Linked DNA regions of Homo sapiens: region 1 is linked to region 2. Evidence: chromatin loops called from intact Hi-C (ENCODE). Cell type or tissue: ovary. All regions are shown on one strand. Each heading gives the region's core, and the rest is flanking DNA. Links, peaks and the distances in the headings are about the cores only. Region 1 overlaps VPS13D (vacuolar protein sorting 13 homolog D). Region 2 has its middle 13 kb from the start of LINC02766.

The links. Peaks named below come from ENCODE experiments on the same cell type or tissue, not always from the same donor. Only the 100,000 strongest peaks of a DNase experiment are listed, where the experiment ranks them.
Region 1: a loop joins it to region 2, with 2.1 times the contacts of the local background. A loop is called at or near these places in 5 of 110 quality-filtered maps.

Annotation. Positions count from the first base shown.
Region 1 is chr1:12,445,196-12,460,771 of GRCh38, reverse strand. It overlaps VPS13D (vacuolar protein sorting 13 homolog D), which reads right to left. Exons shown (of 70, transcript NM_015378.4): 66 at 4,642-4,774; 67 at 376-571. Among named protein-coding and RNA genes, the nearest start is that of SNORA59A, 54 kb to the left of the region's middle. In ovary, for the core only: no CTCF peak of the experiment used is centred there; DNase peaks (open chromatin) are centred at 6,015 and 10,144; H3K27ac peaks cover 1,581 bases.
Region 2 is chr1:12,530,731-12,546,306 of GRCh38, reverse strand. No RefSeq gene overlaps it. Among named protein-coding and RNA genes, the nearest start is that of LINC02766, 13 kb to the right of the region's middle. RefSeq lists enhancers at 4,450-4,744, 5,307-5,955. In ovary, for the core only: no CTCF peak of the experiment used is centred there; DNase peaks (open chromatin) are centred at 4,556, 5,753 and 6,176; H3K27ac peaks cover 2,986 bases.

The DNA of each region.
Region 1 (15,576 bases), core at 3,006-11,005, 85 kb after region 2:
TGGGGATCCAGTTGGCTTGGTGAACAGAAGAAGCTTCTAACAGTTTAATCCTAATTCTGACCTCTCTAATGGAGAAAAATAACATAATATAGTTATACATACTTATATATAATATGCTATATATACATACATATATAAAATATATAGCATATATAAAATATGCTATATATATATTTATCTGAAAAAATTCATGCCAGGTTTCTGTACCTCATTTTCATCTTTTTATATTAGGCAGATCAGAAATTTCAGTTACAAGTATTTGAATTAAAAACCCTATAACTAAGAAAGTGCACAATTAAACACATCAGTATGGATTAGGAGAAGCAGCAGACCTAGGCTGGAAACTGCAAAAGCCATTCTTCCCACACCACTGACCTGGGGCCGCTGAGTGTGGCTGTGTCTCTCACCGCCTGGGCTGTTTCTGATGCAAAATCCAGGGCGCCTGCCACTGGCTTGGTTACAGTGCCAACAAGCCCTTTTCCAAGGCCAGATATGAAACCGCTGACACCCCCTTCTGTTTTCACACCTTCCACTGTCGAAGTTATAACACTGGTCAGTCCACCAATGATACCTAGTGAAAAAGACAAGGGCTGTTGTAACCTGACGAGGACAAAAGCAAAAGCATTTAAAGCCAAACCCCTTGATTATGGAATGATAACTTAAGGCCATTCTATTAATCTCTGTGCCAGAGAGGCCACAGACAGGCCAACTCACAGAAGAGGATCCTGCAGATTTGCCCATTAAGTCCAGAGTCAGAGGATATATGTTACATGTTAGTCAGAAGTAAAGTGTGCTCCAGTTCAAAAAAAAAAAAAAAAAAAAATCAGAGAAAAGCTGAGAGGTTAACAGTGGCCAATTTTTCGATCCCAGAGCTTGGGCAGCCTACGGACGATCAGGAGAGGATACAGATAGAGGATTAAATCAACAGGAGACTAGAAAATTGGGCCTTCGGGGAAAGTTTGAAGATGATGGCATCCTATGAAATATAAGGCAGAGGCTGGGCGCAGTGGCTCACGCCCATAATCCCAGCACTTTGGGAGGCTGCGGCGGGCAGATCACGAGGTCAAGAGATCGAGACCATCCTGGCCAACATGGTGAAACCCCATCTTTACTAAAAATACAAAAATTAGCTGGGCGTGGTGATGCGTGCCTGTAGTCCCAGCTACTCGGGAGGCTAAGGCAGGAGAATTGCTTGAACCCAGGAGGCAGAGGTTGCAGTGAGCCGAGATCGCAGCATTGCACTCCAGTCTGGCGACCGAGCGAGACTGTCTCAAAAAAAAAAAAAAAAAGAAAAGAAAAGAAAGATATCTAAGGCAGAGAGAGATAACTAAATGTAGTTGTTCCTTAGTATCCATGTGGGATTGATCCAGGATCCCCTGCAGATACCAAAATCCTAGGATGCTCAAGTCCCTTACATAATGTGCTGTAGGTGTTTGCATATAACCTACACACACCGTCCTGTATACGTTAAATCACCTCTAGATTATTTATTGTAGCTAATACGATGCCCACATATCACTTCATTTGTGTGGAGTCAATACAGTATTTGAAACGTGTGGCAAATTCAAATTTTGCTTTCTGGCACTTCGTGAAATCTTTTTTCCCCCCAAATATTTTCCATCCATGGTTGGCTGAATCTGTGGATATGGAGAGCTGATGGTATACATTTGCAATTTTCAAAGAACACTATGGGGGTGACTGGCCAACCCCACTGGATGCTTGAAATAAGGTAAAAGCTACTGCATGCTTTGATGAAATTCGGTATCGGCGATTATATAAAACCTTCATGAAGAGCACCCCAAAAAGCTGTGAAAGCTGGCTGGGACCCTCAATGGAGTCAGTTCAAAAGACCAATCCAGGTCAAAAAGGCATTCCAAACATTTTGCAAGTTGACAGCAATGGCTGAAAACACCTTAGAAGAGGCCAGAAGCTGGCAGAGGCTGAAGAGGTCACAGTCACTGAAGGGAAGAGGCAGCCCGTCTAGGGAGCATCTCCAGGACCTGTGCCAGGGACACTCACAGGATGTTTACCCTCTGACAGTGGGGTGTGAGGAAGCTCTCTAGACTCTTCAGCTCTAGTGAGACAAATTGGTAAAGGAAACTCCTTGGGTGAGAATGTACTAACAATTCACAACATTTCTTTTGGATTCTGGGTAAATTTGCTCCAGTGAGGCAATATCTCTTTCCCAAACTTTTTTTTTTTTTAGAAACAGGGTGTCCGTCTATCACCCAGGCAGGAGTGCAGTGGCATGATTACCGCTTGCTGCAGCCTTAAACTCCTGGGCTCAAGCGATTCTCCCTCTAGGTCTTCCAAAGTGCTGGGCTTACTGTCCTGAGCCACTGCACCCAGCCCTTTCCCAAACTTTTGAACAAAGTTTTTGGCAGAGCACACACAGAACAGGAATTCAGACTGGGACCTGAGAGACAGAACATGACTGAACCTGGGTCCAGCAAGGCCTGCAGAGAGAACTGAGCACAATTCCCATTTCTTACATCAAGGGGATTGAGTGGATTCTGGTTCTTATCACCTTCTAAAGGTCTTTTCATCCTAAGGGAAGACTCTCACTCTAGGATACTGCCTTCGTATAACCCAGAGCTCAGTGGATCCTCTTTGGATGAAGCCATTGGCTCCTGGAGAGGCTGTACATATTATAGGAATGATTCTTGATGGGAGGTGATTTTGCAACTTTGAACCAATCATGCATTTTCTCAGCACATTTGTGTGTTCATCCAGAAAGTGAGGAGAGCCATGCTCTCTCCACGTCACAAGGATGCTGGCCAGATAAAGGCCACCACACATAACAAAGCATTTTATATTCATTTTAAAAGTCTTCTAAGAGTCCAATGTACTGTCATTACCATTACGAGAAAGAATGATTAAACCTTAACCCCAAATGATTGCCCAACAGTCAACTTTTAAAATCCATAAACAAATTACTTTCAGCCAAATTTCACTTCTGGCCTGACGTCTCCTTAGGGACAGCTCCCTTTACGGTTGGGCAGCCTTAGGAAAAGCAAAGGCATTTTGATCCAAATCTCACCATTAGGAAAGCTGATAAACAAAAACTCTATTCTAAACGTGTCCTAAGCACAAATAGAAATATAATATTTTACTGTCTATATTCCTTCCTCTTCTTCCAAATGCAGATAATTAATACTGATCAGTCTTGATATGACTCTGATAGCTTTGGATGGTTCCTAAGGATCTGGTACAAAGAGTTTAATTTACTAAGCCTTACTATGCATGAGCTATGTGCCAGGTGTCATGTGAGGTACACAAGGAGAAAGGTGAATGCAAAGTGGTCCTTCTCCCCTCCTCACATTCTCAATCTATCAGATGTACACAGCTGGTGACATACACAACCCAGACTGTGCTCTGTCATTAACTCTAACAGGGACAATAGAGCTGGGAAAATGTATTGAGTTGGGACTTACAGGCTGAGTAGGATTTTGATAGACAAGGAAATGAGGCAGAGGAGGGAGAGCAGAAGGACCATGTGTGAGCAAGGACTTGGAAGCACACCTGGGAAGCAGTACATAGCTGTGTGTGGCCAAAGTGCAGCATGGCTGAAGGATGGTGGTTGGAAAATTGGCTGGATTTATAGTTCCAAGGGCCTTGGATGCCGTACTAAGAAATTGTTAAGAAAAATGCAACAAAAGGCAAATGACTCAGAATTAAAGCATTAAAAGAATTCAAAGTCAGAGACCAAATGCATTCATGCCATCACCAACATCTCTTAGGCAAATAAATTTATAATTTTAGTGAATGCACATTTATGTAAAACTAAAAAACACCTGGGCTACAAACCTGGCCACAAATTCCTCATTTCAATTTCTTTGGAAGGAATGATCAGTAAGGAGAAGGCAGAGGTTACAATTCTAAGAGAAGTAGCAGCTACAATTCTAAGAACAGGTCTGGTTGATTACACCTTATGATACTTTGGGAACAGAAGCCAGAGAACGAAAAGGAATTGCAATGTGCACAACATTCAGAAAGCGAATGAGGAGTTCTCACCGGCTGTCGTATTTCAACTGCAAGGAGGATAAAGTAAGAGAGCTTGGAAGGCTATCAGGTACGCCAACACAGGATTTCCTCTGTTGTCAGCCTTTTCTTTTTTTTTTTTTTTTTTTTTTTTGAATTGGAGTCTTGCTCTGTTGCCAGGCTGGAGTGCAGTGGCACGATCTCAGCTCATTGCAACCTCTGCCTCCAGGGTTCGAGCAATTCTCCTGCCTCAGCCTCCCGAGTAGCTGGGACTACAGGCATGTACCACCACGCCTGTCTAATTTTCGTATTTTTGATAGAGATGGGGTTCCACCATGTTGGCCAGACTGGTCTCAAACTCCTGACCTCAAATGATCCACCCGCCTCGACCTCCCAAAATGCTGGGATTACAGGATTGAGCCACTGTGCCTGGCCTAATTTTTGTATTCTTAGTAGAGGCGGGGTTTCACTGTGTTGGCCAGGCTGGTCTCAAACTCCTGACCTCATGATCCACTCTCCTAGGCCTCCCAAAATGCTGGGATTACAAGCATGAGCCACCGCGCCCAGCCCACCTTTCTTTTTTTATAGCTGCAATCAGATTGATACAAAGGCGCCTCTGAGGACCAGCAGCAGCAGAGCCTGATGTCACCCATGACTTACCATGAGCCAGGCCATGGATGCCGGCTACAAGGTGTTCACCACTTGTGGCTGCATGGTACCTGATGTACTCCCGCTCTGACTGATGCCGATTGTCCATCGTCTTCCCTAAGCCATCTGATAATGTTCCAGCAAACTAGAAGGAGTTAAAAGCAGGAGAAGAGTTTTAAAGTCTTGGCACTATTTTTACTATTTGAATTACTTTAAATAAATTTAAATTAAATACAATTAGATAAGCCCATGCTGGTCTGTAGTGGTGTGATCTCATCTCATCACAACCTCCGCCTCCCAGGCTCAAGTGATTCTCCTGCCTCAGGCTCCCGAGTAGCTGAGACTACAGGTGTGTACCACCACACCTGGCTAATTTTTGTATTTTTAGCAGAGATGGGGTTTCACCATGTTGGTCAGGCTAGTCTCGAACTCCTGACCTCAAGTGATCTGCCCACCTAGGCCTCCCAAAGTGCTGGGATTACAGGCGTGAGCCACTGTGCCTGGCCAATAATTTAAATATAAATAAATTTAAATATTTTAAATGCAGTTACCTATACTGTCTGCCCCAGGTTGAGTGGTTCTCAAAAGGACTGGACACATACCAATTGGGGGATGCATACAATGGAGGACACTAGGCTTTGCAAAGCAACTACTAAAAATCTTTAATGACATTCACTTTCCAGAATACTACTCCAAATTTACTGAAAAAATCAGAGGTATAACAAAATAGTCTTGAGGGAGAAGTGAGCTTCAGGACTGTATCATGGTAAGAACATAGGCTCTTTGCTCTAAGAATTAGTGGAATTCAAAACAGGAAATGTGTCAGATTGTTGCTTTAGGGTTTGGTATCAAATATTTGGAGACATCAAACTCCCTCCAGTAATGCTGTCTTTCATTTATTCAATAATTACTGAGTACCTATGAGGTGCCAAGCTCCATTTGTCAAAAGCCAAAAACGAAATCGATGGAAAGATTAACAGGTTAGGTCACCGTTCATAGGAGGTGGCAGACTTGAACTCATGATTTCAAATGCAAACCCACCCTTTCCACAATTCAGAGATTTTATTTATCCTGGCATACTTTAACCAGAAAAGCTGTCTCATCCATCAAAGCTGGGATAAAAAGGACATAAAACTCTGTTTTGTCACAAGACAATCTGAAAAGGTTTAAAGTGACAGTTAATAAACCACAGAGTACTTATCCTCATCATTCAGGCATAAAAAGAGAAGGATATCAAATATATAATTAACCTTCTCAGGAAGGATCTACCAAAACAAGTGGTTTAAGTGCCAATGACCCAGGACTAACCTCTTAGAAAACTCACAGGAATGTTCCTTAGATACAAGGCTCAGGGGAAAGCCTCAAGGCAAGCTGCCTGCCTGGAAGGCCCAGGAACTGGGTGGCCATCTAGGGGCCTATTTCATTCTCCTTTGGCAAGGGGGTTAGGGTGCGTGTTACACAGATCAGATCTGCCCTGGAAACCTCAGTCATGAGGATTCTTGACACATGTGACAGTGAGTTCTGGGCACAGAAGAGGGACTAGTGAACACAGCAGCAATTCCATGTAAAGCAACAGTTCCTGGAAGAAGCTATGGGAAGACTCATGCCTTTTACTCAGTCCAAATATTTTACAACCTAGGGCAGTGATTCCTGACCTTTCTGGAGATGTAACCCCTATCATTATTTGTTTGCTTTCTGCCTTGCCTTCCATATCACTGCCTGTCTAATGAGAGAATTAAAGTTAATGAAAATTAATAACTTCCTTTAGGACAACTGGAAACACCACACGACGCTGCAAAGCTAGCACCGTGAATCACTAAGGAGTGGCTTCAGTCAGAGACCCCATCTGAGAGTTACCACAGTATAGGAGAAGGGCCACAAGCTGGGGCATCTGACCAAACTTCAGTCCTCCCTCGACCATTCTGGTAACTACATGACCCTGAGCGAGGTCACCTACCTCTGAGCCTCCTCTGCATCTGGAGAATAGCCAGAGTACCTACTTTGTCATGTGGCTGGAAGCATTCATGACAATGGCTCGGGGGCCTGGTATCTAGTTAGCATTCTTACTGTTCTTATTACTCTGCTACTAGTCCAAGGAGGAACATGCCTGCAGCGTTTGAGGGAAGCCTGTCAAAGGTTTAGAATTATGGTCATTTGCACTATAGTTTAACATAATAAAATCCTCTCTTTCCAGCAGATAAACACCAGCCTCCCAAGTAAGTTTTTGGAGTGGTACCACTTACAAAATTAGAGTGTTGGACTCTACGATTTCCAAAATCCTTTCCAGCTCTGGCACTGTGTGACCTACAACCCAAGGTAGAATGTCTTTACTAAATACTTCCTCTGAGCCCAGGACAGATTTAGGTACTGCTGAAGAACACAAACAAACAGCAGCCTTGAACCCTGCCCTCAAGAACTGACAGTCTCTTTGAGAAGGTAACAATCGTATACACAAAACAGTCAGCAGGAACCCAGGACACAAACTACACAGAAAGGAAATGTGACCTTTGTTTTGGAAAGAATCAATAAGAGTGCCTGCTATGTTTAGAATTATGTAGGCTGCCAGCGTTCTTCAGGTTCCAGACAAAAACGTGTCTCTCTGGTGCCCCAGACGCTGTGAGAACCACAGTTAAGTGACGCGTGCCCATGTCCTGTGTGTCTCCAGGGGACACATCTCCACCTGAAGAGACCCAGGAGCACCGCAGCCAATTCAGGGTCTTATTCAGGTCTTTCCTGTTTCTCTCAAGCTCTTATATTCTTTCTAAGAGCTTACATTCTCTTTCTTGGAAGACAGATAGGGTAAAGTGCTCTTTACCTATCGCTGGCAGCTAACTAGGAGGAAGTTAAAAATCCTATAATACTCCCCCACCAAGAGAATATGGGAGAATAATCTAGGCAGAATACCCAATATCACTCCCTCTTCTTCTACTCCCATCAATTAATATCCAAAGTTGATGAGTGAGCCTATGCCAAAAGCTTAATTTCCAACTAAGTCTGCTGTGGCAGCCTCAGCTCCCCAGCACCAACTGGGTCCTGGGTGTTCTCTATACAAAGACAATGTATTGACCCAAGGAGGATGGGATGAGATGACCTAAGAGATCACTCTTCCCTCTAATGCTGGATTCTTCCGTAAGATGAAGACCTTTGCCATGGAAAGGTACCTACACCTATCTCAACTTACTGTAGGACTTCTGTCTGAATTCCTGTTTCTCTGTCCATAAAAAATTGCTTATGCAAGCCAACTGGACTTGTCCTTTGCCACTTGTTAACAGTCAACCATTACAAAAGTCTTCACCCCTAGAAATACAGCTTTGAGAACCCAGAAAACTTGAGTAGATGTTGAAATCTATGATCCAACCAAACCTGTATTGATGAGTAGTTAATCAGATTTTACTGGGAAAGACGTTTTACAGAAACTAAACCAAAGCCAGCCAAATGATGGATACAGTGGTAAAGGCAGGGCCCTGGGCCAGTTCACTGCACTCTGAGGATTGAATCCAGGCTACCATAAAGCATGTGGCCTCCTTTTACTATGGAGGCATTTAGTTAGGCATCCTTAATTCTACCCCATTCCCCACCTCAGTGGGAAGGTAAGTCCTGCCCAGCCATTATTTCTCCCTCAAAGACAGCAGAAAACAAGTGGGCTGTGGAGGGAGGGAATTCCAGTGGTGCTCATCATGGGTGCCCTCTGGCCTTGCTCTTCTCTGAAGCTTGGAAGCACTATTTTACCCAGGTCCTTGACTTTGAAGATGGTCATCAAAACAGGGCAGAGATACCCAAAAGAGCTACACCATCATGTAGGGAGTGACTGGCCCAGGCCATCCTTCATGATCCCATCCTCCCACTGTCTTGTGACAAGTAAAGCCTGGAGATAGAGGTCCAGATTATTCAGACGAAGGAAAAATGAGTCCCGATATGAGCAAGTACAAATCCACTACACACCCAGTCAACCAAGCAATCCAACATGTGCAGAAGCCCTACTTGTACGGCAGGCTAGAGACAGAGAATCAGAAATCAGAAGTGGTTTCTGTCTCTTGCCTTCAAGACCTCAGTAGGGAAGTATGGATGTGGCATAATAGAAAGATAATCACACCTGAGTTTGAATTTTGACTGTGACACCCAACAGCTATGAGATCACAGACAAGTAACCTTTGCGGGCCTCTGTTTTCCTCCTTTTCAAAATGGGGATACAAATATTCCCTACAAAGATGCTGTAAGGATTAGGTAATACATGTAAAGCACATAGCACAGAGCCTGATACATATGAGACATTCAATAAAAATAGTATTATGTTATCTAAACTTTGACTTCTTTATATGCAAAATGGGAATAATCAGATTCTGCAGGACTGTCTTGAGGATTCAGGGATAGTGTGCACGTAAAGCATCTGGCATGGCATATCCCCCCAGCAAAGCGGAAGCTATCTGCAGCAGGGCATAACAGCACCAGGGTGTGCTAGGCTTCTAAACTGGGAAAGCGACTAGCAACTGGAAGGTAATCTGCAGACAATTTGTAACTCTTTGGTTATAATACCTTAACACCAGAAGGAGCATTTGCAGAGACTTAAGTCTGCCTACCTCATTTTGTAGCAATCTCAAGTCCACAAAATACTTAAGGCTTCAAGTGCATGTTGTTCTAGCTAAAATGAAAGGTTCCAAGGAACAAAATGTCCTTCAGAAAATCTAGTGTTACACTCACAAAGACAATGATTTTCCCCTTCCTTTCACTTCAACACATGCCATACTTGTGAATTCTGGCCACAGTCCAAAGTCATTAACTTCTATAAAGCAATATTTTCAGCAAGGGGGTAAAAATCTCAGAAGTACTTCAAGATGCCAGTTCTACTGAATAGCTAACACACACTCTGTCAACACCCTCCTTCCCAAAATAATCTCATTGTCTACACAAATGGAGACACTGCAAATTAGCCTGGGTTTGGGGCCTGGCTCCGAAGGGTTGATTTTCTAAAACTGAAATTCAAGTAGACACTGGAATGGGGCAAGGGAAAAAATTCACACTGTGTTCCTCTGTTCTGTCTGATCAGTTTACCTGACCCTTTTATGATCTTCAGCAAGCATGGGGTGCCAAAGGCATTTGGCCAGTGTAACAGGAGCTGGGGCTTGAATTTCTCTCCCTTCTCTTGGGTTCTTCTTTCACAGTTATTTACCTAATGGAAATTTCCTCTTTAATATCTTTGCCTCACTGAGTAATTGCTGGTGGCAGTATCTTCCTTGTCACCAGGGAAGATGGTAACCAAATACAACAGGAAAAGAGAGAAGTGGCAGGACTCCGTAGTGTGATGGAGAAGTTTTATATTCTTCCAAGTACAGATGCTCCTTGACTTATGATGGGATTACGTCCGGGTAAGCCCATTTTTAAGTTGAAAAGGCTTTAAGTAAAAATGAATTTCATACACCTAACATATCTAAACATGCCCGGAACACTTACATTAGCTGACAGCTGGGCGAAGTCATCTGGCAGCAGGGCCCACTGTAGAGTATTTGTTCCCTCTTCATGATCACGTGGCTAACTAGGAGCTGCGGCTGCCCTAGTGCCCAGCACTGCGACAGAATCGGATCACATGTCACCAGCCCAGGAAGATCAAAACTCAAAATCTGAAGTACAGTTTCTACTGAATGCATATAGCTTTTACGTCATCGTCAAGTCAAAAAATTGTAAGTTAAACCACCACAAGTCAGAGACTATACAAGGTTGTACAGCTGCAAACCTCAGCTACCAGCACAGCTCTAATTCTAATCAGCATTGTCTGCAATAAGCTATGTCTGAACTCATAAATTTGGAAAACCCAACTATCTATTGTGCCTCTAAGTAAGGCTGCCATGAACTTTGTGGGAGTTGCCACGATGTAGTCAAACAAGCAGGAGCAAAGGAATCAAATCTTACCCTGACAGTTACCAAACACGCATGCTGGTGGAAGAGGCTTAATTTCTCTGAACCTCAGTTTATCCATCTGCTAAAATCACATACTTTCTACTGTAAGGGATTGCTCTTTTTTTTTGCTGGCTGAGTCTCAGTCTGTTACCCAGGCTGGAGTGCAGTGGTGCGATCACAGCTCACTGCAACCTCCACCTCCTGGGTTCAAGCGGTTCTCATGCCTCAGCCTCCCGTAGCAGGGATTACAGTTGTGTGCCACCACGCCTGGCTAATTTTTGTATTTTTAGTAGAGACAGGGTCTCACCGTGTTGGCCAGGTTGGTCTTGAACTCCTGGCTTCATGTGATCTGCCTACCTCGGCCCCACGAGGTGCTAGGATTACAGGCATAAGCCACCGAGCCTGGCCTGCAAAGGACTGTTTTGAAGAGTTAAGAGAATAATTAATGCAAAATGTTTGGTGTAGCATTTGGCCAACACTTTTTACAAGTTTCTTAGAAGTAGTATGGGACTTTCAATTTCAGAGTCATTTTCAACTCTGCTGGTATACTACTAGGAAAACCATCTTTGAGTCATGTAAGACCTAAGTCACTTCAAAACGAAAGTCTTCACCACTGACTTCCGTTTCATACTGTCAAAATATCCACAGTTAAAAAGTATTCTGAGTGTGAGTTTTGCCTTGATGTTGAAGAACCCTTTTGTGATACTCATAAACAGAGAAGAGTTAAAGGAAAATGTGACCTGAAAAGCAGTGAATATCTATTGTTGATAAAAGGCAAACCAAACAGCTAGTCCTCACTCAGCCAAATCACGAAAGGGTGGGGAGGCTGGGAAGAGGCATTTAAAAAAAAAAAAAAGGCACGGAACAAGTTGAGGTTTGGCAAGAAGGAAGCATTTCTGGATTCCAGATTTCTATCCACTAGAAGAGGAGTGCTTTTGTCTGTTTTCAGTTCTACTTGGTTATGGATTATGTATAGCCCTTAAGGCAAAGAGAAAAAAAGGGGAGGAATCCAGAAAGGGGACCCTGAATAAAAACAATACAGGCATTTTAAAGTTGGGACTGACATCCTAATTCCAGTAATATGCCTAAGCCAATGACCTTGCTTTTTTTTTTTTCCTGGTCTCTGGAGATCTAAAAGCCCTCCTACCCTAAGATGCACACCATGTTGCTATTTCACGGATAAACACTTATCAGGCAACAGACACTCCTTTTTCAGTTAAGAAACAAAGTTATCTAAAGCCACCCAGAATTATCTCAGCACCCAAGGTTGAAACACATGCAAGGAAGTCAGGCCTCAGGACTGTCCTGCTGTCTTAACTAACCCAAGACACACGCCTGCTGAACTGGCAAGTTTCTCTTGCTATTCTGCAACTCTGACCCAGTTGTGAACTCAGATGCTGTTTCAGATTAATCTGGAAGCTCAGAGTGGTTTGAAGCATTCCCATAATAGGATTTTGCTTTTTCCTTAAAAAGGATTGGTGGAGTATGCTATAAAGTAAAAACCGCAGAAATAAGCAGGATGTACACAGGTAGAATCAAGACAACTGATCTTCAACATAGAGAAGTCGGGGCTTAGTCAAATCCTATTTTCCCTATAGTTTTTCTACATTGATTATAAAGAATTATGAAGGAAGGATGAATCCTGAAGCCCAGCTGTGGATGGAATTGTGTCCTGCCTTTCAGCTCTTCATCAGCTAGGACCCAGTGTAGGACTTTTTGGCAGAAGGGGGGTATGCTTATGTTGAAAATGCCAGACCCCTACTTGTCTGTTGCTGAAACCCCATGAAGCATGCAGAGGGAAGCCTGAAGACAGGTTTCCATACAGTTAGCACTGGCCATGGGGAATATGCCTTCCCACCCCATGAGAGCTCCTGTTTTGCCATTCTAACAAGGTTTTTGCATAAATAGCTTGTGCCTCAGTACTGAACCAGGAGATAGATTATAATGCAGGAAAAAAAATTCCCTCTATGGCGGTCACACCATAAAGCCTGATTTGGCAGATAACTTATTTCAACTCCAAGAAAACACACAGGCTCTCAAAAGCAGAGTCCTGATGCCAACTCTTGTCATTAGTATCAGCTGGGTGAACATGAGCAAAAGACACACTCTCTTTAGAATCAGTGTCTTCATCTACAAAACAGGGAGAACACCACCCATGGAGTTACCCACGGCGACCTTGGTTACGAAAGCACTTGGAAAAAAACACAAATCAAAGGGTTATTACTGGAAATCCTATCCTTTCTTCCAATGAGTGCTCTCCGGTTCCCTCCTCTTTCTCCCCCACTGAATCTTGCATGTCTCATCCTAAACTATGGAAATCACCTCATGCCCATTCTGGAACAAAGGAAAGCATAAATATGTCAATTAAAATCGCAAAATACAGAACTTTAGAAATGAAACCGAACATTCCTCAACAGAAAAGAAGCTCAAGATGATCTCCTTCCTAGTCACAAGACCTCCATTCTTACAAAGTACTTTGTATTTATTTCAAATGAATAAATATATTCACTTTAATGCCAAAGGCTTAGAAGAAAGGAGGCTGATGACATCAGAGAGAATAATCATAGATGCTGGGCACCAGTATAAGCTGAGCTTCTTGTGGCAAAAGTAAAATAGGTTTCAAGGGTTTGGAATAAGTTTTTTGAGGTTTTTAGAAAGAAATCCGTTCCCAACTATTTCTTTAAATAAATTAAGTTTTAGATGAGTGTGTGGCAGAGTAGGTAAGGGCAAACTTCCAAGTACTGAAGACCACAGTGGAACTTCTGGAATCATAAGCATCAGCCAACAACGTTCGTCATGTGCCAGCCACTGTCTTTGGGGCCTCTCATCAATGAAATATTTAACTAGCTTAATCCTCACAACAATCCTGTGAGGTAGTATTATTATGCTCATTTTACAGATAAAGCTGGAAAGACCATGAGCATTTCCAGCAAAAGTCTGCTAAGTATCTATGTGTGATACTGGGTAACCTAGAGAGGTAACCCAACCATGACTTTTGCTATTGTCTTCGTAGAAAAATTCCTTCCTAAATGCCAGTGAAAATTATACAGAGATATCAGGCATATCTCTTTTCTCTCCCAAGTAGCAGAACTGACAAAGGAAGGCAGCTGACAAAAGTATATTAAAAAATTTCTGAAAAATTACATGCAAATATCTGGACAAGGAAGAGGAGTCAGGCTCCAGTGTTCTTTCTTGATCCATATCCGTAACTCAGACACCTGGCCCACTTCCATCACCCAGACCTTTCCGGAGGCCACGTGGCCTAGAATCTACTTCTTTTCCCAAAGCTACTACTCTGACAATCTGAAACAGGTCCCAAAGAAATAGGAGGCTTGGTACATGTCCGTTATGTGGATCACATCACACCACACCAGCTTACATTACTAGTATGTACCATTTATACTAGGAAGAAAGATGGAGGCCAGACTGGGGTGGAGATTGGGACCAGTGATTTCAAGAGGTGCTGCCTATGGAGGAGAGGTCTCCTCTTCCACCCCAGCTTCTTATAGGAGAATGATTTCCTGAAGGACGTAGAACACCAAAGCTAAAACATTTGCTAAGTTAGAGCTGGTCTGGTCAAGCAAACTAACTCCAAAAGAAGCTACTGCTCTGGAAAGGCCTGTTTCATGTACCAGTAATGGACATATATGGAGATACAAATATAGGGGGATATGGAAAGAAAGAGGACTATGGAGAGAAAGAGGACTATAGAGAGAAAGCAGGCAAAACCAACCATGCTCCTAGGGTAAAAAAAGAAGATTTTGAAAGTTCATTTGGTTCAATCTTCATTCCTCTTGATCTTTGCCATTGTTCTTTTTTTTTTTTTTCTTTTTTGAGAGGGAGTCTTGATCTGTCACCCAGGCTGGAGTGCAGTGGCATGATCTTGGCTCACTGCAACCTCAGCCTCCTAGGGTCAAGCAATTCTCCTGCCTCAGCCTCCTGAGTGACTGGGATTACAGGCACGCGACACCATGCCTGGCTAATTTTTGTATTTTTAGTACAGATGGGGTTTCACACCATGCTGGCCAGGCTGGTCTCAAACTCCTGACCTCATGATCCGCCCACCTTGGCCTCCCAAAGTTCTGGGATTACAGGTGTGAGCCACCATGTCCAGCTGATCTTTGCCAGTCTTCTGCTATTCAAAATACCCCTGACCCATCTAAGAGTAATACACCATTCACAGTGGAAACTAAGCTATTGTTTCTAACAACTAACTTTTTATGGTGGTGGGTAGGATAGACCTGCATTTTGGGAAAGCTACACATGCAAAGCTGATACTTCACTTCTAGCAATGTCCAGGGAAGTTATTTATACACAAGTGTCATGTATCTGGGTAAGACCACCAATTGGGAACTGGTCTTTAGCATCTGGGAGAACAAAGAAGTTGAACCTGTCTTTTGCAGAGGAGGTAGAATGGGAATGGGAGGTAGTTCAAATCTAAGGTACTTAAATTAAGTCCTGTCTCATTTCTTTAGAAAACTGGCTTGATCCCAGGCTCAAATGAAAGGTCAAAAGAAGGTTCTTTTAAAAATGAACTCAAATGTTCCCATTTTTTTTCAGATGGGCTAAAATAGGAATAAACTTGCAGCTTAGCTACTTCCCAACAGTTCCTCAGAAACCTCTGGTCTTTGCCTAGGATTTGCCTAGGATGTCCCTTGGATTCCTCAGTGGCCTTTCAGTCGTCATTCCAACCTTTGCTATCTCTCAATCCACAAAGGGTGACCTGGGAAAGGACATTAAAAATTCACACCCATCTACTTCCAGCAGATCTGGTGTCTTGAACCTGAATTAGTCATCTCCAGGTTAACTGATTTCAGGTCTGAAAAGTCCTGGACTATGGAAGAGAACAGAATCCACTTAACTCAACATCTGCCCTTTCCAAAGGTGGCTACACGGCCTATCCTGATGCCTTTTGTTGATTTTAAGAGAAAACCTTCAACGACTAGAAAGATAGGAAAATGAGAGATCTGGTTCAATGTACTTTTTACTTAGAAGAGAACTAATTAACCCTTGTTTATAAAAAAGATTCACCAACTTTCCTGCTTAAGCAGAACG
Region 2 (15,576 bases), core at 3,154-11,153:
GGGAGGCTTGAGTCCAAGGGTTCAAGACCAGCGTAGGCAACATGCTGAAATCCCGTCCCTACAAAAACTGGCCGGGCGCGGTGGCTCATTCCTGTAATCCCAGCACTTTGGGAGGCTGAGGCGGGCAGATCATGAGGTCAGGAGATCGAGACCATCCTGGCCAACGTGGTGAAACCCCATCTCTACTAGAAATACAAAAATTAGCTGGGCATGGTGGCGCATGCCTGTAATCTCAGCTATTCAGGAGGCTGAGGCAGGAGAATCACTTCAACCAGGGAGTTGGAGGTTGCAGTGAGCCAAGATTGTGCCACTGCACTCCAGCCTGGTGACAGAGCAAGATTCCATCTCTAAATAAATAAATAAATAAATAAATAAATAAGTATAAAAATTAGCCCAGCATGGTGGCAGGCGCCTGTAGTGCCAGCTACTCGGGAGGCTGAGGCTGAGGCAGGAAGATCGCTTAAGCACCAGAGGCGGAGGTTGCAGTGAGCTAAGACTGTGCCACTGCCTGGGCGACTGAGTGAGATCCCATCTCAAAATAAATAAATAAAAATGATACATAATTATTTTTATTTTTATTTTGTTTTTTGAGACGAAGTCTCACTCTTGTCCCCCAGGCTGGAGTGCAGTGGCACAATCTCAGCTGATTACAACCTCCACCTTCCGGGTTCAAGCGATTCTCCTGCCTCAGCCTCCCGCGTAGCTGGGATTACAGGCGTTTCCACCATGACGGGCTAATTTTTGTATCTTTAGTAGAGACGGGGTGTCTCCATGTTGGCCAGGCTGGTCTCAAACTCCTGACCTCCGGTGATCCGCCCACCTCGGCCTCCCAAAGTGCTGGGATTACAGGCGTGAGTCAGGGTGCCTGGCCGATACATAATTTTTTTAAAAAATAAAATAATGCCAACATGCATTCAGATCTAGGCTGAGATTTCGCTGCATCGAGGTGGTTTGTTTTCCCCAACTACCTCATTAAACCTGTGTCTGTCACAGAGGAAGCGCTCCATTCAGATGTGTTGAATGAATGAAGGGAGGAAGGAAGGGATCACAAGTTAAACTTATGTGATCCTTCAAAGAGAGCTGACTGCTTTAAAAATGGGTCACTGTGGTCATCACCATCCTGCTCCCCAGAGAAACAGGTTCTTCCTGAAGCTGTGCCCACCCGCGGTGGGATTTCCCCCAGGGACCATGACCTTTCCGCTTCCTGTCTTTCCCACAGTTCCCCAGCCAGGGGCTTCCCAGAGCAGATAGTCCGTCCATGGGCTCATTGTTTTAAAATATTTAATCAGTATTATTACAAAGATGATATCGTGACAAGAAAAGAAAAAAATTTAAAAGAAAATTGGGCACTCACCAAGTACCCAATTTTTTCAATCGTTTTTATAATTTATGATTTTTGCTTAACGCTTTCACAGATGTTTTTTGTATTTCTGCATAATCTTTAAATTTCTCCTTTTAAATATCATTGTAATAGTTTTCTACTATTCCTTCGTGGGGTTTTACCGTATTTTTGGAAAGTTTTTTTGATAGTGGATGTTTAGGTTGTTTCCAGTTTTTTCCGCTCACAATAATGCAGCCGTGCATGTTTGAATGGTTCTGGCCCTTTGCATCTCATAAACCTTTTCCTTGGGATGAATTCCAATAGAGAATTACTGGGATGGAAACATCGTTTTATGACTTTCTTTCTCTGGGTGTGAGTTAATTTCTAAGTACGACAGCAATTTGCAATACCTTCAACAGCAGAGTGAGTACCTGAATTTCTCTGCATGCTTCAGAATCCTGGGTGTGACCTTGAGAACACTTTTCTTTTCCTGGTGCAGTGGCTCATGCCTGTAATACCTGCACTTTGGGAGGCTGAGGCAGGAGGATCACTTGAGCCCAGGAGTTTAAGACAAGTCTGGTCAACATAGGGAGATAGGGAGGCCCTTTTTCTACCAAAAAAAAATTAAAATTAGCCGGGCATGGTGGCACATGCGGGCAGTTCCACCCGTGGTCCCACTGAGATGGGCAGATTGCACTAAGCCATGATCACACCACTGGACTCCAATCTGGGTGCCAGAGCGAGACCTTGTCTCAAAGAAAAAAACCTTGTTTTAAATTCATTTTGTAAATATAAAATAGCCTCTTAATACTGCCTTAGTTTCCCCCTCTTTGATGATGAGTGAGGACAATCACGTGAACTCAGAGCACGTGAGCTTGCCATGTTAATTAACCTCTGAGCCCCAACCGGGTCAGATATAAACTGGGAATGCTGCCATTTCCAGCTGGTAAGTTTTTCTTTTTGTCCAATTCAACCAATCATTTGATCTTGATTTGTTTATTTATAGGAGCTTTAGATACATGCGGTACTTTCAGAATAGCAAAATCAAAACATGGTCTTTGCCCCAAGAACTTACGACCTATTTCCATATTGCCAGTGTGTCTCAGAACTACCCTAAATGAGTCTTAGGAGTAGTTTGAATGTCCAATAGTAATTACGTCATCTGCGGAACCCAGACGCCTCAGAAATAAATTAATTTCATCCCAGACGTAGTTATCAGGGTTGTGGCTATGTAAACAGTTTTCATCATTTCATACCTGAATGAATGAATTATATTCTGCAGAAAACTGGTTGGTTGGAGAGATTTAATTAAGACAGGAATGCAGGAATTTTCTTGGGACAAACAAAAGGATTATAGAACTTTGTAAATAATATACAAAAAAATTAGAAACGTACATTTGTTGGTTGGATTTTCTTTCTTTCTTTCTTTCTTTCTTCTTTCTTTCTTTCTTCTTTCTTTTTCTTTTTTCTTTCTTTCTTTTTTTTTTTTTTGACAGGATCTCTGTCGCCCAGGCTGAAGTGTGGTGGCATTATCCTGGATGGCTCACTGCAGCCTCGACCTCCTGGACTCAAATGATCCTCCCACCTCAGCCTCCCCAGTAGCCGGAACCACTGGTGAGTGCCACCATCCCTAGCCAATTATTTTATCTGTAGAGATGAGATCTCGCTATGCTGCTCAGGCTTCTCTTGAACTCTTGGGCTCGAGTAATTCTCCCACCTTGGCCTCCCAAAGTGCTGGTATTATAGGTGGGAGCCACTGTGCTTGGCCATTTGGTTGGATTTTCTTGCTATACTCCCTGTGCTAATGAAGTGAGATGTAAAACTTACTTCAGTGTCTAATACAGATAAGCATTCAATGAATGCTGACTGCCCAACTCTAGTTTCTTCATATGTAAGTGATTCTTTCACGTCCTCTGTTTGTCTACATTAAACTCAATGTTTTTCTTGTTTATTTTAATGAATTCTTTATATATTGTAGCCACTCTTTTGCTTCCTGTTTCCTGACATTTTACTTTGTCCACAAAATTTAGAACATTGGAAACATTTCCTGTCCTGGGTTACATTAGAGTCACACTCCTGCTATTCTATGCTCTACCCCCAACCCCCCCACCGCCCCCCGCCACCAACTCTCTAAGACTCAGTGGGCTGAAATGAGAGCCAGGAGGTTTACCAGTTGGAGCAATTTAGTTGATTTTGTCCTGGGCTCAGGCAGCTTTCCCTGATGTCATTTGTTCCCTGGGGATTTGGCTCACTGAAGCACACAGGATAATTCTTCTGGAATGAAAGGACTTAGAATCTCCTCATTCAGAGGGTCTCTTGCCTCAAATTCTATTCTGGGTCCGTTTTCTTATTTTATGGTGGTAATTGTTATTGTTCTTGCTTTTTTTCCTTTTGCAGCAAACTCACTCATTATCAAATATCCAACAAGAGTGTTCTAGGTGCAAGACTTTGAATTTTGGGGACACAATGGTGAACAAAACAGACATGTCCCTGCCCAAGCGGAGTTCACAGCAGAGTTCCTGGGAGATGCACACTGGCCAATGCCATCCAGTCCACAAGTGCTCATCAGGCACCTGCCGTGTGCCAGGCTGTCTTCTGGGCCTGGGGACAGACACGTGAGCAGAGATGGTCCCTACCATCTCTGCATCGGGAGCTTATCATCAACACAAATCCACGAAACATGACATTTAACATGCGCAAAGCTGCAAAGGAAGGGCTGGCAGAGCCACGTGGACTACGGTACAGGGAGGGACTTATTCTGACCAGGGGTCTGCCAGGAGGGGTGTCAGTCACGGAAGGCTTCCCTGAGGAAGCGACCTGTGTCATGAGCTCTGATGGCTGACTTAGAATTAACCGGGCAAATGGGGACAAGACTTTTTGACACAAAGGGAATAATAGATGCAAAGCACTTGGGGTGGGAGGAAACAGTTTTAAGGGCCCACTCAGGGCTGGATCCAGGGTGGGGCACCGGGATTCTTGGGGCCAAAAGGCTGGGTTTCTCCTCGTCTGGTGAATCAGAGTTTGGGGGAAGCCTCTACTGGTTTAGCCCACCCTCAGAGCCCTGATCCACCAGCTGGGCAGCTCAGCTCATCTTTTGTCTGGTGGTGGGGAAAGGCTGTTGGAGGCGCTGAGGGGCAGAAGCCTGTTTTTGGAGGGCCCGTGGCAGAGAGTGAGGGAGGGCCACGTGGAGCCCCACGGTCACCCTGCTACTTTCTCTGACCTCAGCTGCGGCTTGGCCTCCCGCCCTTTGGGAGTTCACAGGGAGGTGAAATCTGCAAGCGGAGGCTGGTTTCTTCCCCTCCTGGGAGGACTGAGCTATCCAGACAAGGCCCGGGAAGGCCCCTTCCTCCCCTTCCAGGGCTCTCTGGGATCTGATGAGCCATTTGTCCAGCTCTGTCTTCTCCCCTCCCCAGCTCTGGGGACAGAGCAGCTGGGACTGCAAAGACTGTCCTGTTCCTGATGTAGGTCCCCACACCTGGAGACCCAGGGGCTGAGGCCGGCCCCCTGCACCTCCTCCAAGCTGCTGAGCTCAACTGCACTCTGTGGCCCCAGGAAGGCATGGGAAAGGCTGCCCCCCTGGAGCACTTCATGGCTGTCGAGGCGCACGTTGCAAATCAGGCTCTGGCCCTTTGCCTCTGCGAGCACTGGGGGCTGTCACTTACGACCCTGTCCTTACAGGGAAATTCCAGCCCACAGCTCAGGGCCTTGGGAGCAGCCGCATAGACTTCGGAGCCAGGCAGCTCTGGGTTGGCGTCCCTGACCTGTCTCACTCTCTGCAGGACACTGGGCACATTTACGTCTCTGAGCTTCAGTTTCTCCATGTGTAAAAAGGGGTCTACCCCTAAGCTGCAGCGCTGTGGTACTTATGGTGGCAGCTGGTGACAATTCCTGACAGCGGGAGTTGGGGGGTTCTTTACCACCAGTGGCTCCTCTCAGAGTCATTCAACCCAGGCAGGGGCACTGGGGAGATGGTCAGTACCGCCCAGGTAAACCGAGGCCTCACGTGTAGGAGCCTGCTTTCTGGAAGGGAGGCTCTGCCAGCAAGTCTCATTTCATCCTCAAAAGAACCCAGGGATGTAGTTATAAGCAGGATTCGCCTCTGACAGATGAGGAGAGGTTCAGAGAGGTTGACAAACTCACTCAAGGTTGCACAGCAAGTAAAAGGCCCAGCTGGGATCCTTCAGGGATTGCTGGACCAGGGAGCCCCTCCTCTGCACCGTCAGGAAGGGTCCAGTGCTGGGCCCTGAAGCCAGGAGCCCGAGAGGACGTTCTCAGCACCAGCTCCGCCTGCAAGCCCAGGATTTCCCACCCCCATGCACCGCACCCAGGACCCCAGGACAGTGCCCCTCCCCGCACACTGGGCTCTGGCCTCAGCCTGCCTCTGGGAACTTGGCGTTGGAGTTGGGGGAGGGTGGAGGGAAAGGCAGCCTTCGGAGCTGTCCCTGGGAGGGGAGCCGTTTGGCGTGAGGGCCGGGCCAGGCCGGCCTCCTTTGTTGCAGGCTGACAGGACGGTGCGGCCACCACACACTTCAGCTGCCAACTCGCCGCGGTCACTCAATCCATCACCGAGGGCGGGGGCTCCCGGCCCTGCTGGCTCCTGGCCGCTCGGCCTGCGATGTTGTTTTAGTCTGACTCGGGCTGTGAGATAAACGGGGCATGAACCGGTCCCCTGGCAGGGGGTCAGCCCCTTCTGCCCTCATTAAAGTGCCAATCAAGAAGAGGAATGGAGACGCTGAGTGAGCTCAGCCCTCTCGGCCAAGGGGGCAGGAGCCGGTCCCCCCACCACGGATGCCTGGAGAATTCCATCCATCCAAGGCCTGCGGGCGTCTGGTTGCAACACACCCAAGCAGCCGGCCCTTGGTGTTCCGTTCCTTCCCAAGCCTGCGTATGTGAGCAGCGGGTGGGGTGGGTACTTGCGACTTTGAATTTCCAGCTCCCCCAACTGGAAGGGAAATTCAAAGCAGCAAGTACCCACCCACCTCCTGCTCACACGGGCAGGCTCGGCTTGCTGTTGTGGCAACGTCACAAACCACCCCAAAACTTTATGGCTTAAAACAATTATCTCCAGGCATGGTGACTCATGTCTGTAAAACTAGCACTTTGAGAGACCAAAGTGGGAGGATTGCTTGAGGTCAGGAGTTCGAGACCAGCCTGGCCAACATAGTGAGATCCCACCTCTATCAAAAAATATAAAAATTAGCTGGATTAATGGGGCACACCTGTAGTCCCAGCCACTCAGGAGGCTGAGGCAGGAAGATCACTTGAGTCCAGGAGTTCAAGGCTGCACTGAGTCACTTGCACTCTAGCCTGGGCCACAGAGCAAGACCCTCTCTCAAAAAACCAAACCAAACCAACCAAACAAAAAAACACCCAGCCATTTGATGATCTTGTTTGAACCTGAGGGTGGACAGGGCTCAGCTAGGTGAATCATCTGCTCCATCATCTGCTGGGGTGGTGGCTGGAGGGGCTGTTTGCTGGGGCTCTTCTGGGCTGAAGGGTTCAACATGGCTCAGGCATGTGGCATCTTTGTGGGGACACCCAGAAGGCTGGGACACCTGGTTCACGAGGATGGCTGTGCCTGTCTCTCTGTCCCTGTGGAGTCTCGGGGCCTCTCTCCCTGTCTTACATGGCCTCTCCATGTGGTCTGTCCTGCAGGGTAGCCAGACTATTCAGTGACTTGGGGCTCCCAAAAGCACATGAGTGAAGGTGCTAGGCCTTCATAAGGTTTTGGCCTGGAACATGGCACAGAGGAACGTCTGCCCCATCCTAAAGCAAGTCAGGAACCAGCTCTCTTTTCTCCTGGGCACTCTGCCTGGAGGGCAAGTGGATCAGCAGCCTCTTGGGGTGTGGGGTGAGGTGGCTGGAATTCTCTCTCTCTCTCTATATATATATGTATACACACACACACACACACACACACACACACACACACACTCCACAATTCTTCAACTCTCTGGAAGAACCCCTCAAAGTCTATAACAAGGCATTCGCAAAAACATAATTAATAGTATGCTTTCATATTAATTTTACATATTAAATAAAAATAATAATTGGACCGGGTGCAGTGACTCACACCTGTAATTCCAGCACTTTGTGAGGCCAAGGCAGGGAGATCACTTGAGGATCTGCCAGGAGTTCAAGACCAGCCTGGGCAACATGGCAAAACCCTGTCTCTACAAAAAATTAGCCAGGCATGGTGACGTGTGCCTGTAGTCCCAGCTACTCGGGAAGCTGAGGTGGGAAGATCACTTGAGCACAGGAAGCAGAGGTTGCAATGAGCTGAGATTGCACCACTGCACTCCAGACTGGGAGACAGACTGAGACTGTCTCAATAATAATAGTAATAATAATAATAATTGTTACCATTGCTTAAGAACTTATGCCAAGCATTGTTCTAAGCAATTATAGCTTATTTAATTCCCCTGATAGCCCTGTAGGGATGATATAACTATTACCCTTGCTTTACATGTGTCTAAGATAAGTGGCTAAACTGTAATAGACTCCCAAACATTTAGTAACTCAAACACAATAGAGGTTTTTATCTTGCTCTCTTAAGGAAAGATCAGCATTCCTGGTGGGCAAGCAGCCCTCCTCCCTTTAGTGTCCCATAGATCCAGGCTCCATCCATCCTGTGACCCCCACCCCTCACCTCTGGTCCCCAGTAGTGCATAGATCACTCTGGCAGCTACATGAAGACTGGGCCATGGATGGTGTGTGCAGCTGTGGGCAAGCAGAGGGGTTTGGGATATTCACCATTTGCCTTCTAAATTTACTCTCCCTTTGTTCACCCTGCTCTCTGCCCTGGGAGGCTGCCCTCTGTGGACTATATCAGTGGGCTCCCCAACCCTCCAGCTTCCAGTTAGGCTCAGCCAGTGGGAGACAGAGCAGGAGATCAGAGGGCAAGAGGAGAGGGGAGGGTATTGATTTCCCTGGCTCTCTGTCTCCACTAGGCTGTAGTTTGGAAGTAGCTGACTTTTTCTACCAAAGGCTATGGCTCCTATCAGGGGGCCGGCAGCTTTGACTCTCACCCATCTTAGGGATGGTAAGAGGATACGTCACCGTCTCTTGTTGGTACCCCTGATCCCACCCGCAGCTTGTAATCAGCCCGTCTGCTAACCTCTCTGCAATCTCTGTATCTGTCAGAGGATACAGCTCATCTACATTCTGCAGTGGTCTCAGCTGGCACAGGAGGCAAGGGAGGAAGCAAGGAACCATTGAGAATGCTACAGTAATAATCCAGGAGGGAGATGATGGTGGGGTAGCTTTCCAAGGTCGGGCCAACAGGATTTTCTGATGGATTGGATATGGGGTTCGAATAAAAGAGAAGTTTCCAGGATGATTCCAAAATGGTTGGCTTGAGCAACTGGGAAAATGGAGTTATTTATTAAGATGGGTAAGACCAAAGGAGAGGCAGGCTTGGTCAGTTTTGGACATGTTAAGTAAGGCATGCTTTTTAGGCTTCTAAATGGAGACATTGAGAGGCAGATGGAGCTCTGAGTTTGAATTTCAGGGCAGAAATTCAGGCGGGAGATAAGACTATGAGACCTGCCCATATACAGATGATATTTAAAGCCATAGGACTCAGAGAGATAACCAAGGAGAGTTTGGCTGAAGAAAGGAAGAGGACTTACAGTGAATGCTGCGGCTCTCCAACATTTGGAGGCCAGGAAGATGAGAACAAAGAATAACGAGTGAAGTAGGAGGAAAATGAAGGAATTGGGTATTCTGGAAACAAAGTAAAAAAAAAAAAACTTTCAAGAAGGAGAGAGTGGCTGGGCACGGTGGCTCACGCCTGTAATCCCAGCACTTTGGGAGGCCAAGGTGGGCAGATCACGAGGCCAGGAGATCGAGACCATCCTGGCTAACATGGTGAAAACCCAACTCTACTAAAAGTACAAAAAATTAGCCGGGCGTGGTGGCACGCACCTGTGGTTCCAGCTACTCAGGAGGCTGAGGCAGGAGAATCACCTGAACCCAGGAGGCAGAGGTTGCAGTGAGCCAAGATTGTGCCACTGCACTCCAGCCTGGGTGACAGAATGAGACTCCATCTCAAAAAAAAAAAAAAAAAGAAGGAGAGAGAGTGCTCAATCATGACAAATACAGCTTTTATTCAGATTAGATAAGGCCTTATCATGAAGATTAGAGTTTGAAATATGAATGTCATTGATTATCTGGAAAGGGTGAGGTTGTGGGGATGAAAGCTTAATTGGCAAGGGCTCAGAGAAAAGGAGAAATTTCTGGTTCTATCCATGGCAGAGTAGTTGGTACTGGACAAATCTGTCACAAATAACTGCAAAAATGGTCAAAATATATGAAACAATTATTAGGCATTAGACTGCAGGCATTGCCATGCTACAATCCTTTAAAAAGGGAAACACAAAAGGCTGAACTACACATCCCCCTTGACTTTCTGCCTTGGGGTAATTTTCAAACTGTGGTACCAGGAAGAGGATTACAAGCAGAGAGTCACAGTCTCTCTGGGTAGAGAAAAGGAAGCTCAGGGTTCAGGGCAGCAAAAACAGCTAGAATTTGTGGGCAGGTTACCAAAAAGGAGGGAACCACAGAGAAATCCAGAAAGGCTACCATTCAGAAGTAAAGATCATACCTTAAGAGTAAGGGCTTCCTCCTAAAACTGTGACTAAAACTGAAATAGAACCACCCTAACGAAGTCTAAAATCAATCTTTAACAAAATCAAGACAATCCACCAGTTAGTTAACTGCCAGAAAAAAATGTTTAACACTCTTCAGAGGATAGTATCATAACCCAGAGTTTCTACAATGAGGCACTCAAAATGTTTAGCATATAATAAAAAATTACTAGACAGGTAAAGAAGCAGGGAATATGAACCATTGACAAGAGAAGAAGAAAAAAGCAGTCAGTAGCAGCAAAGTCAATATAATCCAGATGTTGGAATTAGCAGACAAAGGCATTAAAATACATAAATATATTAAAGGATTTAGTGGAAAGGGAGACAAAACGTGAGCAGATGGGGAAATTCAACATAGAAATGAAAACCTTTAAAAATAATTTTGAAAATTACATATGTATTTATTTGTAGAGAGAAGGTCTCCCTATGTTACCCAGGCTGGTCTTGAGCTCCTGGTCTCAAGCAATCCTCCCAAAGTGCTAGGATAACAGGTGTAAGCCTCCGTGCTTGGCTGAAATGAAAATTTTTAAATGGAAATTCTAGAACTGAAAAATACAGAATCTGAAATAAAGAATTTTTTGGACGTGCTTAATAGCATATTAGACATGGCAGAATAAAGAATCTATGAACTCAAGACAAGTCAACAGAAATTATCAAAACTGAGGCACACAGAGAAAGAAAGAATAATCAAATAAGACACAACAAAGCATTCAAAAACGTGGGACAATATTAAATGAGCTAATATGCTTTTATTTGGAGTTGCAGAATGAAAGGGAGAGAAAATGGGACAAAGGAAATATTGGAAGAGGTAATGGCCACTTTCCAAAACGGATGAACTATAGCAACCCACGGATTCAAAAAGCTCAGCACATCCTAAACTGGATAAATACAGAAATACTACACCTAGACCATCATAGTCGAACTGCTAAAAACTAAGGACAAAGAAAGCATTCTTAAGAATCAGCTGGAGAAATATGGACACATCACATCCAAGAGAACAAAAATAAGAATTATGGCTGACTTCTGATCAGAAACTGTAGAAACCAAAGATAATAGAATGATATATTTAAAGTGCTGAAGGAATGTAGAATTCTTCATCCTGTGAAAATATCCTTCAAAACTCAAGGTAAAATAAAGACATTTTCAGGAGAACAAAAATTGAGATAGGCCAGGTGCCGTGCCTCATGCCTGTAATCCCAGCATTTTGGGAGGCCGTGGTGGGAGGATCACTTGGGCCCAGGAGTTCGAAACCAGACTGAGCAATAAAGTGAAACCTCGTCTTAACAAAGAATCTAAAAAATTAGCCAGGTGTGGTGACGCATGCCTGTAGTCCTAGCTATTCAGGAGGCTGAGGTGGGAGGATCGCTTTAGCCCTGGAGGTCGAGGCTGCAGTGAGTAGTGATTGCACTACTGCACTCCAGCCTGGGCAACAGAGCAAAACTCTGTCAAACACACACACACACACACACACACACACACACACACACACCAAACACTAAAGAATGTTCTTTAGGTGACCCAAATGGGCCAGGTGTGGTGGCTCAAGCCTGTAATCCCAGCACTTTGGGAGGCCGAGGCGGGTGGATCACAAGGTCAGGAGGTCGAGACCATCCTGGCTAACACAGTGAAACCCCATCTCTACTAAAAATACAAAAAATTAGCTGGGCGTGGTGGCAGGTGCCTGTAGTCCCAGCTACTCGGGAGGCTGAGGCAGGAGAATGGCGTGAACCTTGGAGGTGGAGCTTGCAGTGAGCCGAGACCATGCCACTGCACTCCAGCCTGAGCAACAGAGCGAGACTCCGTCTCAAAAAAAAAAAAAAAAAAAAAAGGTGACCCAAATGGAATCTTAGATTTTGGGGAAGGAATAAAAAACACCAGAAATGGTAAAAATAAGTAGATGTTTATAAAAATTTATTTAAGGCTGGGCACAGTGGCTCACGCGTATAATCCCAGCACTTTGGGAAGCCGAGGCTGGCGGGTCACCTGAGGTCAGGAGTTCAAGACCAGCCTGGCCAACATGGCAAAACTCCGTCTCTACTAAAAATACAAAAATTAGCCGGGTGTGGTGGCTCACGCCTGTAATCCCAGCCACTCAGGAGACTGAGGCAGGAGAATCGCTTGAACCCGGGAGGTAGAGGTTGCAGTGAGCCGAGATTGTACCATCGCACTCCAGCCTGGGTGACAGAGTGAGATTCCATCTCAAAAAAAACAAAAACAAAAACAAAAAACCTACCAACTAGTGAAAGCAAAAATAATAATGATGAATAGTGGTGTTTATAACAAAGGTAGAAATAAAATATAGGACAACAATTGCACAAAGAGAAGGAAAAGTGTAAATGAAACTATTCTGTTCAAAGTTTTTACATAATATGGGAAATTACATACTATCCATTCAAGGCAGTCTATGATAAATTAAAGATGAATATTGCAATCTCTAGAGCACACTAAACAAATAAACAAACAAGAAAGTTTAAACAAACAAACAACAAGGAAGTTTAAAAGTCAGTGGAGATAATAAGTGTCAGTGTAGGTTCACTGACTGTAAGAAACAAATCACAGTGTTATGGGATGTCAGTAGTGGGGGAAGTTGCGGGCGGGGAGGGACAGGGGCCATGTGAGAATTCTCTGTGCTTTCTACTCAATCTTGCTGTGAACCTGAAACTCCTCTCAAAAATGAAGTCTATTTTTAAAAAAAAAGCCAAGAGAGCACATAAAAGACAATTCTAAAATACACTTAATCCAAAATAAGAAAGAAAAGTAAAAAACAAAGAAACAAGGAACAGATGAAACAAATACAAGGCATACAGAAAAATGGTAGACTTAAACCCATGTACAATTACATTAAACATAAATGGACTACAAGTGAAAAACAGAGAATATCACATGGGGTACAAGAATGAGACCCAATAATACGCTCCTCTCTAAGAATATGAACACCAAAATTAAGAAAGTAAAAAGAATGGGGAAAAAAGGTATGGCATATAAACACTAATCAAAGAATGCTTATGTGGCTATATTAGTATCAGACAAAGAGTACTTCAGGACAAATAATATTACCAGAAATAAAGAAGACCATTTCATAACAAAAAAATCAATTCATCAAGAAGGCATAATCTAAATGTACATGAACCCAGCTTCAATACATGAAGCAGGCTGGGCGCCCTGGCTCATGCCTGTAATCCCAATACTTTGGGAGGCCAAGGCATGAGAATCACTTGAACCCAGGATTTTGAGAACAGCCTGGGCAACACAGCAAAACCCTGTTTCTATAAAAAATACGAAAATTAGACAAGCACGGTGGCATGTGCCTGTAGTCCCAGCTACTCGGGAGGCTGAAGTGGGAGGATCGTTTGAGCCCAAGAGGCAGAGGTTGCAGTGAGTTGAGATTGTGCCACTACACTCCAGCCTGGGCAAGAGAGCCAGACCCTGCCTGTGATGGTTAATATTGCGTGTCAACTTGATCGATTGGATTGAAGGATGCAAAATATTGTTCCTGAGCGTGTCTGTGAGGGTGTTGCCAGAGGAAATTAACATTTGAGTTAGTGGACTGGAAGAGGCAGACCCACCCTCAATCTGGGTGGGCACCATCTAATCAGCTGCCACTGCGGCTAGGATAAAAGCAGGCAGAGGAACGTGGAAGAACCAGACTGGCTGAGTTTTCCAGCCTTCATCTTTCTCCCGTGCTGGATGCTTCCTGCCCTTGAACATTGGACTACAAGTTCTTCAGCTTTTGGACTCTTGGACTTATACCAGTGGTTTGACAGGGACTCTCGGGCCATTGGCCACAGACAGAAGGCTACACTGTCGGCTTCCCTACTTTTGAGGTTTGGGGACTCGGACTGGCCTCCTTGCTCCTCGGCTTGTAGACGGCCTATTGTGGAACTTCGCCTTCGTGTGAGTCAATACTGCTTAATAAATTCGCCTTCATATATACATCTATCCTATGAGTTGTGTCCCTCTAGAGAACCTTGACTAATACATTGTCTCAAAAAAAAAAAAAAATACAGGAAGCCAAAACTGACAGAACTCAAAGAAGAAATCAAGAACTCCACCATCATAACTGGAAATTCTGACACTCCTCTCAGAGGTATTGACAGAACAAGCATACGTAACAAATCAATAGCAATATAGAGGGTTTGCAACAGAGACTATGAGAAGAGAAGGCGGAGAGAGAAACTTCAATCTTTTGAGAAATTATATTTTTAAAGAGAGCCAGGCTGGGCGCAGTGGCTCACGCCTGTAATCCCAGCACTTTGGGAGGCCACGGCGGGCGGATCACCTGAGGTCAGGAGTTTAAACCGGCCTGACCAACATGGCAAAACCCTGTCTCTACTAAAAATAACAAAAGTTGGCTGGGCGTTGTGGTGTGTGCCTGTAATCCCAGCTACTGGGGAGGCTGAGGCAGGGGAATTGCTTGAACCTGGGGGGCGGAGGCTGCAGCGAGCTGAGATCGCGCTACTGTGCTCCAGCCTGGGAGACAGAGCAAGACTCAGTCTCAAAAAAATAAATAAGTGAAAATAATAAAAATAAAGACAGCAAAGAATTGAGCAGTGGCTGGATTGGGCTACAGGATCAAGGGTGGATAAGAGGCGAGAAGTAACAGTGTGTTTGTGTGCTGGTGGGGCTACCCAGGAGGGGTGGGTCCAGGAGGGATCCAGGAGTAGTGGGATCTGGTGATCGGGGACAGTGAGTGGACAGCTTTAGATACAGTGTCTTTCAGTAGGCAAGAGAGGATGGGATGCTGGGCCTAGGCAGGAGAGTCAGCCTGAAGGGGAGCTGTGTTCATGTGTCAGGGGGACAGAGCTGGAGAAGGGGACTCTTCCCCAAGGTGGTGACAGCCTGAGCCTCTGGGCCCTGCCCTGTGGCCAGGCCTCCAGAGAATGGGGCAGCTTGGGCAGGATTCTCCCCAGTCTCTGAGACTCCTGTGCCCCTGTTCTTCTCCAGGTCTTTGTCTCAAGATAATTCAAGTTAATCATGGGAAGCTATCCCATGATAAGAGGCTAGAACAAGAGTGCTGCTGTATAATTTTTCTATTTTTTTTTTTTTTAACATTTAGGGATTTGTTTCAGCCTTTAAAATAAGCAGATAAGGATTGAAAACACAGATAAGGATAAAAAAACAGATAAGAGGCTGAGCACGGTGGCTCATGCCTGTAATCCCAGCACTTTGGGAAGCCAAGGCAGGCAGATCACTTGAGGTCAGGAGTTCAAGACCAGCCTGGCCAACCTGGTGAAACCCTGTCTCCACTAAAAATACAAAAATTAGCCGGGTGTGGTGGCGCGACCCTATAGTTCCCAGCTACTTGGGAGGCTGAGGAGGAGAATCACTTGAACCCGGGAGACGGAGGCTGCAGTGAGCTGAGATTGCACCACACTGCACTCCAGCCTGGGGAACAGAGTGAGACTCCATCTCAATAAAACAAACAAACCAGAAAAGATTTTTAAAACATAGTTCACGGAAAAGGAAATGGCTCTTAAACATAATTTCCCACAAGAGAAGTAAGTATACATTCAAACTACGCTGAAATACCCATTTTCTCCAAATTGGCAAAGTTCAGAAAATTTGCTAACAGATTGCATTGGTAGGGGTGTGGGTAAGTGCACTCTC